Linked DNA regions of Mus musculus: region 1 is linked to region 2. The links are chromatin loops, found by intact Hi-C in ENCODE. Cell type or tissue: heart. All regions are shown on one strand. Links, peaks and the distances in the headings refer to the core of each region. The heading gives the core; the rest is flanking DNA.

Region 1 (5,368 bases), core at 136-5,135, 90 kb before region 2:
TTGGTCACCTGTGATAGAGAGTGGAAGGGGTCCCTGGGGATGAGAGCGTCTGAGTGCAGATGGCACAGAGAAGGGGGGTGGGGTCAGAAGAGGGCCCCGAGCAAAACGCCATAAAGAAACCTACTTTGTAAGCTAATTAAAATAAATACATGATGTAAATATGTTCTACCCTCCTATAGGAAGGAGGAGGCAGTGATGAGGACATTGGACACTAGAGGATAATAACAGAATTCTTTTCACTTTTCATTTCAATCTTAATTGTTAAACATCCCCTCACTTGAAAGAAAGAAAGCCAGGCAGCCAGCCTTTAAGGAAAGAAAATTCTTTGGGTTTTTAGTGGAGGATTCCATATGTTAAATTCCATATGGTAAAAGTGTCAACGCAGCAACACATGAAAGGCTTGCACACACAGGTACAATGTCCACCTTTAAGACATGAAATATAACTTTTAATTGTATCTTCACATCTAAATGATCAGATTATTTATTTAGTTAGTTAGTTCTTCGAAATAGGGTTTCTCTATGTAGCCCTGGCTGTTCTGGAACTCACTCTGTAGACCAGGCTGGCCTCGAACTCAGAAATCCACCTGCCTCTGCCCCCCTATTTTTTTTGTTGTTAGGGTTTTATTGCTGTAAAGAGATGCCAAGGACCATAGCAACCCTTATAAAGGACAACATTTAATTGGGGCTGGCTTACAGTTCACAGGTATAATCGATTATCCTAATGGTGGGAAGCATGGCAGGCAGACCTGGTGCTGGAGAAGTTAGCTGAGAGTTCTACAATTAGTTCAGCAGGCAGCAGAAAGAGACATTGGGTCTGGCTTGACTATCTGAAACCTTAAAGCCCACCCACTGTGACATGTCCTCCAACAAACTCACACCCATTAGTGCTACTCCCTAAGAGCTTCCGGGGCAGATTTCATTTTTAAAGATCTGTTTTTATGTGTGTGAATGTGTGGGAGTGGCTGCTGAGGCCAGAAGGGTGACTGGTGGCCTGGAGCTGGAGTTACAGGTGTTTGAGAGCTGCCCAGTGTCATGTGGAGATCTAAATTCCAATGCTCTAGAACCGAGCCAAAAAATCTTCAGCTTCCAGTTTTATTTTTCTGTAATTTAACAAAACCTTCTTTAGGAGACTATACTATTTTGAGACTCTCTTCTTCTGACTTCCAAATTTAAACGCAACCAGAATTTATAGCTAAAATTCTACTTGTATATAATTGCTAACTTATCTGTAAGTTGCAATAAATATATTTGCAATAGTTAAATGCAAAAAGGGAAGTCATTGTCCTGGTTACTTTTGTGGTTAACTTGGTCAACCTGGGAAGAGAGAACCACAGTGTAACAACTGTTCGTGAGGATGTCTGCATGGTGAATGATGTACAAGGGCCTAACTCTCTGTGGTGCCGCAGCCCTTGGGCAATTGGTCCTGGGCTGTGTAAGAAACGATCTGAGGGGCTGGAGATGGCTCTGCGGACCTAGCACCCAAAAGAGGCTTACAATCAGCTGAGATTCCTATTCCAGAAGATACCATGTCCTCTTCTGGCCCCTGTGGATACAGCTGACACATGGTACGTTTACATAAATGTAGGTATTATACACGGAGAAGAAAATCCTAGGAAAAAGCAAGCCAGTAAGCAGCTATTCTTCATGGCTCCTGCCTCTGGTTCTGCTTGGGTTCCTACCGAGTTCCTTCATAGATGGATTGGGACCTGGAAGGGTAAGACAAATAAACCCTTTCCTTCCCAAGATGCTTTTTGGTGACGGTATTTTACCATGGCAACAGGAAGCAAGTTGAACAGTTATTTCCATCAAGAAGTCTTCCTGGACTCTCCCCCCCCAACCCCCGCCGCCGCCGCCCCCACTTCCACCCCTGGTTGCATTACGAGTCACTGCAGTAGACATATTATCTCCTATTCGTTGGCTGTCATCACATCCCCTAGTGAGTCAATTTCTTCTATTTCTTAATTCTATTTTCTCCGCAGGACTGAGTTCAACCACAGTAGGAGTTATGTCTTGTTCCCTCCCATAACTTGCACACACAGCTGATTGAGAATCAAACGGGCTCCATGGAGGAACTGCTCTCACCTCCTGCATTACATTCGTCCTTCTTCGGTAGGGGTCCCTAAGGGTGAGGATCACGGCTGACTAAGTTTGCCGGACCCACTTAGGAACCAAAAGCACAGCTCTGACTTCTAGACACTCAGAGACAAATGGGGAGATGTCAGTAATGTGAGTCGCAGGGCAGCTGGTAGAGAGAGAGGCACAGCAGTTTAGCTGCTTACCTCTTGTAAGCTACCAAAGCAAAACGGGACTCAGCAAGCCATACGCTAACGCACTGACCCATGCGACACGAACCGACAGAGACAGCCTTTATTACACACTGCAAGCTCCACGGCCCGTCTTACTGAATGCCGGAGTTTAGGGAAGGGTTCTCCGAGGGGCTGGCACGTCAGGCTTGGCTCCAATGTGCTCAGGGATGCTCTGAGCGTCACACCACTGACACTTCACGCACATCACCGCACTCAGACGACACTCACACCGTAATGAACAAGGCTCCCGGCAGCCCACGAGGTCCAGGCGCGCCCTGCATGTCACGTCGCGCGCGGACTCATGACCTCCCCCACCCACCCTCCCACCCCTCATGACCACGTCCACGACCTGCAGCCCCCACAACTAGGGAAACACAGCACTGTCACGCACCTTCCATGCGGCGGCCCACAGGTAGATTCCTGAGAAGACCCAAAAACCCGCCTGCGAACTGAGGAAGTGACGTCACTTCCGTCCTTGGGCCCGCCCACACTTGTGGCTCTGCCGCTCTAGCCCTCCGCGGAGTCACTGCTACTCTCTGAGGCCTAACCCGTTGCCTAGGCAACAGGCTCCCAGCAGCCCCTGCGGCCCGGAGTCCATCCCGCCTCCTCCGGGTTGGCGGGGCTGAGGTGTCCTGAGGGGCTGCCGCGGGAGGTGAGTTCGGGAGCGCGCGGGCGGGTGCCGGACGCCTCCGACGTCCCCGACGCCGCCCCTCGCCTTTCCTCCCCCTGGCAGAGCCGCCTTCCCCTGTCTCAGCCCCTCAGCGTCTCCACAGCCGCGTCGCCGTCCCCCTGGCAGCCGCCGCACGCGGCGCATCTGTCAGCCGGAGTCTGTGCAGAGCACCGGGCGTCGCAGCGTTCGCACACCGCCCCGGGCCGCCCTGGCGTCCCGGCTCCCCTCGCTCCTCCCCTCCTGCCCCACCCTGCATCCCTCTCGCGGCCGGCTCCAGGCTCCTCAGCCTGGAGATTGACATTGCGTTCTGTTCTGTCCCCCCGATCCTCAGCTGGATCCCTTACATTGCCGCTGGCTTGGCCGCCCAGTAGGAGTTGAGTAAGGGTTGGTTAAATGGATACCGAATGCCTCCCGGTGTGGCCCCCGAGGCGGAATGGACAGTGAATGGGGTGACCCTGGGTCAGACTCGGGGTCAGGTCATTGCGCTTCCCCTTCCTACCCGTTTACTGGAGCAAGTGTCAACTTCCTAGCTTCAGTTTCGTCATCCGTAAAATGATAAGTTTTTATCTTGGGATAGTGGAGGATTAAATGGGTCAGTGCATGCATGCACAGCCGACCGTCCAGGGTCTGACTGAATATGATCAAGGTTAGTCTCTGCTGTCACCCACACGGCTCTGTGGGCTTCGCTGCTTTTTCCTCTAGTCCCTTAAGTCTCTGGTTTCCCATTTCTTTCCATCTCCGTCTTTACTTTTCTTTCCTACCCTTTGTGCTTCCTTTCTTTCTCACCGATATTCAGGTATTTTTCTGTTCCATTTGTTGGCAGCATGTGAGGTGTATCGTTTTGTCGTTGACTGGAATGATCATTTGCAGCCAAGGTTTTGAAAACTTTTGGAGCAGGGAGTTGTGGGAAATCAGGTCCTAGGTATGAAGTTGCTCTAGTCTCTTATCGCCAGAGAGTCCTTGTCTTCGAAGCTGTTACACTTTTTGTACCTACTCGCACCCAGCTGTAATGCTGATATACCTGTGATCATTTTGTTTGTTTTTGCAACCTGACTTACAGCCCGTGTTTGTTCATTCATTGAGTGTTTACTAGACTTCCCTCATGCCAGTTGCTGGGCCAGGCCCTAGGGGTGTATGCTTACACTTCACACCTAGTCACTCCCTCAGGAAGGTTGGAGTCTAGCTCTTGAGATTTCAAACCTGAGAATCCCGTCTGGTTTGGGAATCATGGATGGGTAAAATGAAATAAAGTCCTTCAGGGGTTCACTCCCCCCCCCCACCCCGTAACTTTTAAAAATCGTGTTTTATGTGAATGGATGTCTTGCCTCCATGTGTTTTTGTGTACCCACGTGTGTGAAGTGCCTACTGAGGTCAGAAGAGGGTATCAGATGCCCTGGAAGTTAGCTGCCATGTGGGTGCTGGGAATTGAACTCTGGTCCTCTGGAAGGGATACCCTGTGTTACAGGCTGAGCTACCTCTCCGAGAGCCCTAAGCAGTTGTTTTGATGTAGCCACATTGTCTTTTTCAATGGAAGACTGGTTCTTATTGGGTTGGTTTTCAGTTTTTCTTAGGGAAGTTATCTTTTGGGGTTGAAGAGCTCGGAGTCCATTCATAGTAGCCTCTAATTTAAACAAAATAGCTGCTGGCACTTAGTGGAGAGGAGGAAGAAAGCAGACGACAACAATGATCTTGAATTTAGAAAGGTGAAGAACAAATTAGGAGATGGTTATATTAATAAGAATGGACGTTAGGGACAGGGAGTGTGGTAGAATCAGAAGAAGAAATTAGGTGGTGGTTTGTTTTATTTAGGGTTGTTGTTGTTTTCCAAGACAGGGTTTCTCTGTATAGGTGTGGCTGTCCTGGAACTCAGGCCAACTTTGAATTCAAAGATCCTGCCTGCCTCTGGCTGGAACTAAAAGCGTGTGCCAGCCCATCTGGTTTGGTGGTGTTTTCTCTGGATTATTGAGACAGAAGCAGCTTCAGAATGTATGTTTCCCATGAATGTAGCCTTCGGATCTGGTCACGAGATTTCCAGTGAATCTTTGCTGTGGTCTTGGGGCAATGTGGCATAGAATTTTGTTTGTTTTCTTTTGGGGGACAGGATCTCACTATAAAGACCAGACTGTCTACAGCTTGGAGAGATGCTCCTGCCTCAGCCTCCTGAGTGCTTGAATTGTAGGTGTGCACCACCATATGTGGCTCAGCACAGGGGGTTTGAGAGAGATTAACCCAACAAGTATGTGTTGAGTGTTGATTGTACTGTAGCCTATTGGATGTTTCTATTCTTTGTTGTAGTTTGTCTGTTAGACGTGGGGGTTGGCAGAATCTTGCTGTGTAGACTTTGATTGGTGTGTAAACTGTCAGTGTAAGCCAAGCTGGCCTTGAGTTTA
Region 2 (5,368 bases), core at 91-5,090:
CCATGGGCCATTTATGAGGCTGACAGCACAGGAGGGGGCCACTCAAAACCACACAAGCTTGTCCCCTTGGCCTCAGCACATTCTGTCCTCTTGCTTGGTCATTAGAGTCCCCACCCTCTGTTCCTGTTCCTCTCCTGCTTGGCTCAGCTGTCACCTTCCCCGGGACTCTAGGTCCTCACCCTTATCCTTGGCTGAGCAGCGAGTTCGCACACTTGAGCAACTTGGCAGCCCTACCCCAAATACATGCAACAGACCAGGCAGATCCCTCTGTACAGTCAACGATCCATATATGTAAAGTGCCAAGTACAATGCTCTCAAAAAAATACTTCTGTCCCCATATACTGTGTCAGGGTCCCCTGAGTCTAGCCCTTGCCCGTGAGGTCCAAGGGCTGCAAAAACGATGGCAGAGGCAGTTCATCTAAGGCCTCCGGGAAGCGGCCAGGTGAGATAGTGGTGACCAACACCTGCATGGCACGGACAAAGAGGGAGGGTGGCGCCAGCCCTGCCAGCCACTGGAACTTGTCCTCACCCAACAACCGCTGCCAGCGTAGCTGGTCTCCTAGCAGTTCACATCGAGCTGGACCTACGACGCCCCCCGGGGTGTACAGTACTAGCAGGTCAAGCAGCAGCAGGCGGCGCTGACACACCTCCTCAGACGAAGTGGTGTTGGCGGTGGCAGCATTGACCGTGGCAGAAGCTGCCTCAGCCTTAGTGGGGGCTGAGCTGGCGTCCTGGTTCAGCTGGCGCAACAGCAGCTCCAATGGTGTAAAGCCACTGCCATCTCGAAGGCCTGGAGAAGCTCCGTGGCCAAGCAGCAGAAAGAGGCACTCGGGGCGTGCGAGCTCACAGGCCACATGCAGCGACGTGCCACCGCCCTCCACGCGGCTGCAGCCACGGCGGTCGAGGAGGCGCACGCGCTCTTCCACTGGGAAGTCCTGCACCGTTCGCAGGATGCGCCGCAGGATGCCCACGCGGTTGTAGCGCACCGCCAGCGCCACGTGAGGCCCAGGCGCGGTGCAGCAGCGGAAGCCCGCGCTAGGTGGGGCGAGTGCACACCGCGGGAAGGTAGCTAGCAGGTAGTGTGCATAGGCTTGGTGGTCGTGCACAAGCGCATAGAGCAGAGCCTCCGAAGGCGAATAGGCCGCAGCGCGCCCCCGCTCATCACAGTGGAAGGCTTCGCTGGCACGTATGTCCTCGAGTAGCCAAACTGGCAGCTGATCTCGCACTGCCAGGTAGAAGGCGAAGGATGACTTCCGGCACTGCTTCTGCACCCGCAAGCGAGCTGCGCCGGGACCCTCGGGCCCTCCGTTGGCGCTGCGTCCAGGCCTGGTGTCCCACGGCATGCTGGCCTCCGGGAGTCTCAAAGCATGGGTCACACCACCCCAGACCAACCTGTGAGACGAAGTAGGGTCGAATGAATCGGGTCTGCCAGTCACTGCCCCCAGCTCTATTCTCTCCTGGACCCAGAACCATTCTTGAATTTCTGCACCTGCACTTCCTCTCTTGCCTGTGCTAGAGAAGGCTGGATCTGCTGGAGCCTTCCGTGTGCCAACCCTCTGCAGCCCTGGAACCTTCAAAAAGCGCTCCTTTCACACCTGAGCCAGGTCCTTCCAACTGCAAATAAAGAGGAACCCATGGGACATCGCAGAAGACTCAGGCTCACAGCACAAGTTGAGCCCAAATCACCCTCACACCCCCAAATCCAGCCCCAACTCTACTTCTACCCTGACCCCAAGAGACTACTCAAACTTCTTTCCAGGAGGGTCGTGGAGATTATTCACTTAGACCTACCTGGTTCCTGCAGGCGGCCCTGGGTTCTGTAGATGCAGGTATTCACTCTAACACACCAAACCTCATCAACAAGAAAGTGGTGGCCCAGGGCTGGCAGTGCGCCCGCCCGCAGCCAGAGTTGGAAAGTGGCTCTGGCTCTTTTATCCACAAACAATTTTCCTGCCCATCAGGAAGGAGCTCCTGGGAGGAGGGAAAAGGTGAAGTCAGTGGGGGGATTGGAGCATACACCACCTGCAGTCCTCTCGAGGTCCATCCACATGAGGCCGATACTGCCATCTCACTTTTCAACGGGGGACAAGCTAGTCCAAGGTCAGTCACCAAGTCAGGCTGAGCCAGGACAAGAGCCTAGGTCTCCTGCGTTCTGTTTGAGGGCCGTTCCATACACTGCAGACCCCAGTTTAAAAACCCTACCTCCACCTTGGGTCCCAAGCCTCAAACCTGAGCCCTGGCCATTCACCCTTGGTCTCCCTGCCCAAGAGCCCTACTGCCTCCAGCAAGGGTAAGCTCTAGGTTACAAGGGACCTGGGACAGCCAGAGGGCCTCGTCCACAGTGTCATGACCATTAACTGGGTTACAGAGGTGAGCACTATAGAGTGGGCTGCGGCAGACGCCCCTCTGAGGGGATTGGCATGACTGCAGCTCCTCCCGGAACCTGGGCCCCCTGCGCCCCAGATGCACTGTGTGGGCACGCGTGGGGTGCCGGGCGGGTTACGTAAAGTTCGGCCGCCCCACGTCACTGGGCAGAGTCACGGCCGCGGCTCTGTGACTGGAGCTTGGGCCGCCGGCCAGATCCTCCCTGACCCCTCCCGGGGCGCGCCCGAGTGTCTGCGGGCCGGTGGCCAGGATCAGGGGCTGCACCTGCGCACCGGGGCGCTCGGGGCAGGCGACTCACCAAGCCGCGCGACCCTGTCCCTGCGGCGGGCCGGAGCGCGCGCCGTCCATGCACGGGCGAGCAGACAGAGATCCCACGACGCCGGGAGCGGAGGCAGCGCCCGCTGCACTCTGAGCCGCCGCGACACCGTCTCCCGATGCCGGTGCTGGTGCCGCCGAGGGGAGGGCGGCGGGCGGCGCAGTGCGGCCGGGGCCGGGCAGGACCGCGGGACGGGCCGCCGCCGCCATTGGCTCACGCCGCCGGCCCCCGCCGCTACCCATTGGTCGTCGCGCTGCACCATTGTTGCGTCACGGGCCAGGGGGCGGGACTCTCAGAGGGACCCGCGGAAAACTTCGGAGAAACTTGAGGGCCCCGAGGTGGCGGGGTGGGGAGGGGTGGTGAGAGATGCCGGGCACCGGGCAGAGCTTGGAGGGCGGGACGTGATGGAGGCGGGGCGAGTCCCGGCAGGCTCCTGGAGCTGGATCTGTGCGGTCCTAGACTGCACACAAGAATAGGCTCCCTGGCTTGCGCTTGCGGCTGCTGCAAGAGTCCTGCTCTGGGCTTCCCTTGCTCTGACCCTCACTGACCTTGGGGAAACATCCAGCTGTTACCCCATCTGCGTGTGGGAAGGCCTAGAATAGGACTGAGCCCTTAAACTATTGAACCTTGCTCTGCCCTGCCAACGCCCTGGCATGGCTAGCCTCGGCTCCAATCTCAAAAGAAAGGCATGGATGCATGCGTGTATAAGAGCTGTTTATAGTGCCTATTGTGTCGTCTTCTGGGCTAAACGCTTTCTTTCACTTTGACTTTACCACTAACACAGGAGAAAAGGGGGGGGGGCAGAATTATGATGCCTGCTATGAGGTAGATAGTTATTTAAGTCCAGTGTGAGTTGGCACATATCTTTAATCCCCGCACTCAGAAGGCAGAGGCAGGTGGATCTCTGAACTGAAGGCCAACCTGGTCTAGAAAGCAAGTTCCAAGACAGCCAGGACTACAGAGAAACCCTATCTCAAAACACACACACACAGAGAGATAGAGAGAGAGAGTCGGTTGTCCAAAGAAAGGTACACTTTGGGGCTGTTTTTCACTCAGGCAGAACTGGGAGCATGTTCTAGCCTTCCCATGGCTGACCCTAGAGCCTGAGGGAGCCCCTGACTTCATCAGGGGTGTGGGAGTGCCAAGTCCATTCCAAATGCACAGATGAAAGCTGCCACGCCTGGACCTTGGGACTCTCACCCCACCTTACCAGAGGCAAGGATCCCCCTGATGAAATAGTTCCAAACTCCATTCACAGGCACGGCCAGTTTCTTTTCCACAATGCCCTTAGAGGCTCAGTTAGGGCCAAGGGTTCCTGCAGCCTCCATCCAAGCCCTTCCTCCTGCCTCTGTCCAGCAGACAGCTAGCACCTTCAAAGCAACCTCCCCTCCCCTACCTCAGAGCAAATGTGTATACAGCCTTCAACCCTCTTGGCTCCTCTGTGCCAGCAGGGGCTAAGGGACTTTAAGCTGGAGTCTCTCTCACCTGGCTCCTTTGAGTAGACTTAAGCAGGCATACGTGTACACACACGCACATACACACGTGCACACATGGAGACTTCCTGTTATTCTTCACCTGTATTAGTCAGGGTTCTCTAGAATCACAGAATTTATGCAATGTCTCTATATATTAAGGGAATTTATTATAATGACTTAGTCTGTAGTCCAACTAACCCAACAATGGGCAGCTGTGAATGGGAAGTCCAAGAATCTACGCGGTGTTCAACCTCACTGGGCTAGTTGTTTCAGCTAGTTGAAGGGGAAACTTAAGTGGTCTTTGGAAAGTCATTGTGTCAGATGGTGTTTTGCTGGGGCAAACACGTGAAGGAGTGTTTTCCTGAAATGGGCACAGATGAAAGACTAAGGCAGACTGGTGAAGGAACGTTTCACTGAAGTAGACACAGGAGAGAGGATATTCTGCTAAATCAGGCCCATGAAAGGACATGTGATTAAAAGAAAGAAAGGAAACGTGATGAAGGATTCTTAGCTAACGAAATGCATGTAATTCTGCCTTATATTGTGTAGTTGAGCTGCGTTTGTCAGGACTCCATAGAGAGAACCACACACACACACACACACACACACACACGACCTTGTGATGTGCTGCAGTTTCTTGCTGCTTCCACAGACTCGGGCTGATTTGCAGAGTGATATTTTGCCCATGGTGAACATGTGATGCCTGGAGAGAGTATAAAAAGGACAGCGATGGAGGCCGAGCTTGGCTTGCCTATAGAGCTAGCTGTGCAACGCTTATGGGTCTCGAGTCTTTGCTGATCTTCGCTTCTCTGATAGACAGACAGACAGACAGAGCAGAGAACTAGCTTCTTCCAGAATTCCTTCTGGTCCCTCCTGCTGACTTGAGCAGAGGCTGAGGCCTGGCTGTGTCTGCTAGGTTGTGCCGCTGCTACTGATTCATGTTTGCCATCCCGATTCTTCCGAACTAAATTGCTGGTGTGTCCTCAAGTGTTTGCAAGTGGATCAAACGGCCACTGCTAACCTGTGAGCTGAACTGATTTCCAGACAACACAGATGGAACCAGAGATTCTTTGCTCCAAAGAACCTTTCTAAACAGGTCCACTTCCCCCATATCCTTTCTTTTTCACTACCTCTGGTGGGTGGTGGGCTAACAGCCATCCTTAAAAATAAGGTTTGAAAAAAAAATGAAAGT

Evidence for each region. Hi-C counts contacts between places; a loop is a spot of excess contacts. Peaks named below come from ENCODE experiments on the same cell type or tissue, not always from the same donor. Only the 100,000 strongest peaks of a DNase experiment are listed, where the experiment ranks them.
Region 1: it touches region 2 in a loop (1.9-fold over the local background); 2 of 42 quality-filtered maps call a loop at or near these places.

What each region holds. Positions count from the first base shown.
Region 1 is chr12:110,886,367-110,891,734 of GRCm38, forward strand. Cinp (cyclin-dependent kinase 2 interacting protein) reads right to left here and starts at 2,779. Exons shown (of 5, transcript NM_026048.4): 1 at 2,700-2,779. The coding sequence starts at 2,706. Tecpr2 (tectonin beta-propeller repeat containing 2) reads left to right here and starts at 2,898. Exons shown (of 20, transcript NM_001289510.1): 1 at 2,898-2,960. In heart, for the core only: no CTCF peak of the experiment used is centred there; a DNase peak (open chromatin) is centred at 2,865; H3K4me3 peaks cover 2,587 bases; H3K27ac peaks cover 1,776 bases.
Region 2 is chr12:110,976,157-110,981,524 of GRCm38, forward strand. It overlaps Ankrd9 (ankyrin repeat domain 9), which reads right to left and starts at 2,884. Exons shown (of 3, transcript NM_175207.5): 1 at 2,684-2,884; 2 at 1,792-1,971; 3 at 264-1,392. The coding sequence starts at 1,343. The coding sequence ends at 363. In heart, for the core only: a CTCF peak has its summit at 2,714; DNase peaks (open chromatin) are centred at 125, 1,045, 2,605, 3,005 and 2 weaker places; H3K4me3 peaks cover 2,402 bases; H3K27ac peaks cover 2,646 bases; H3K27me3 peaks cover 871 bases.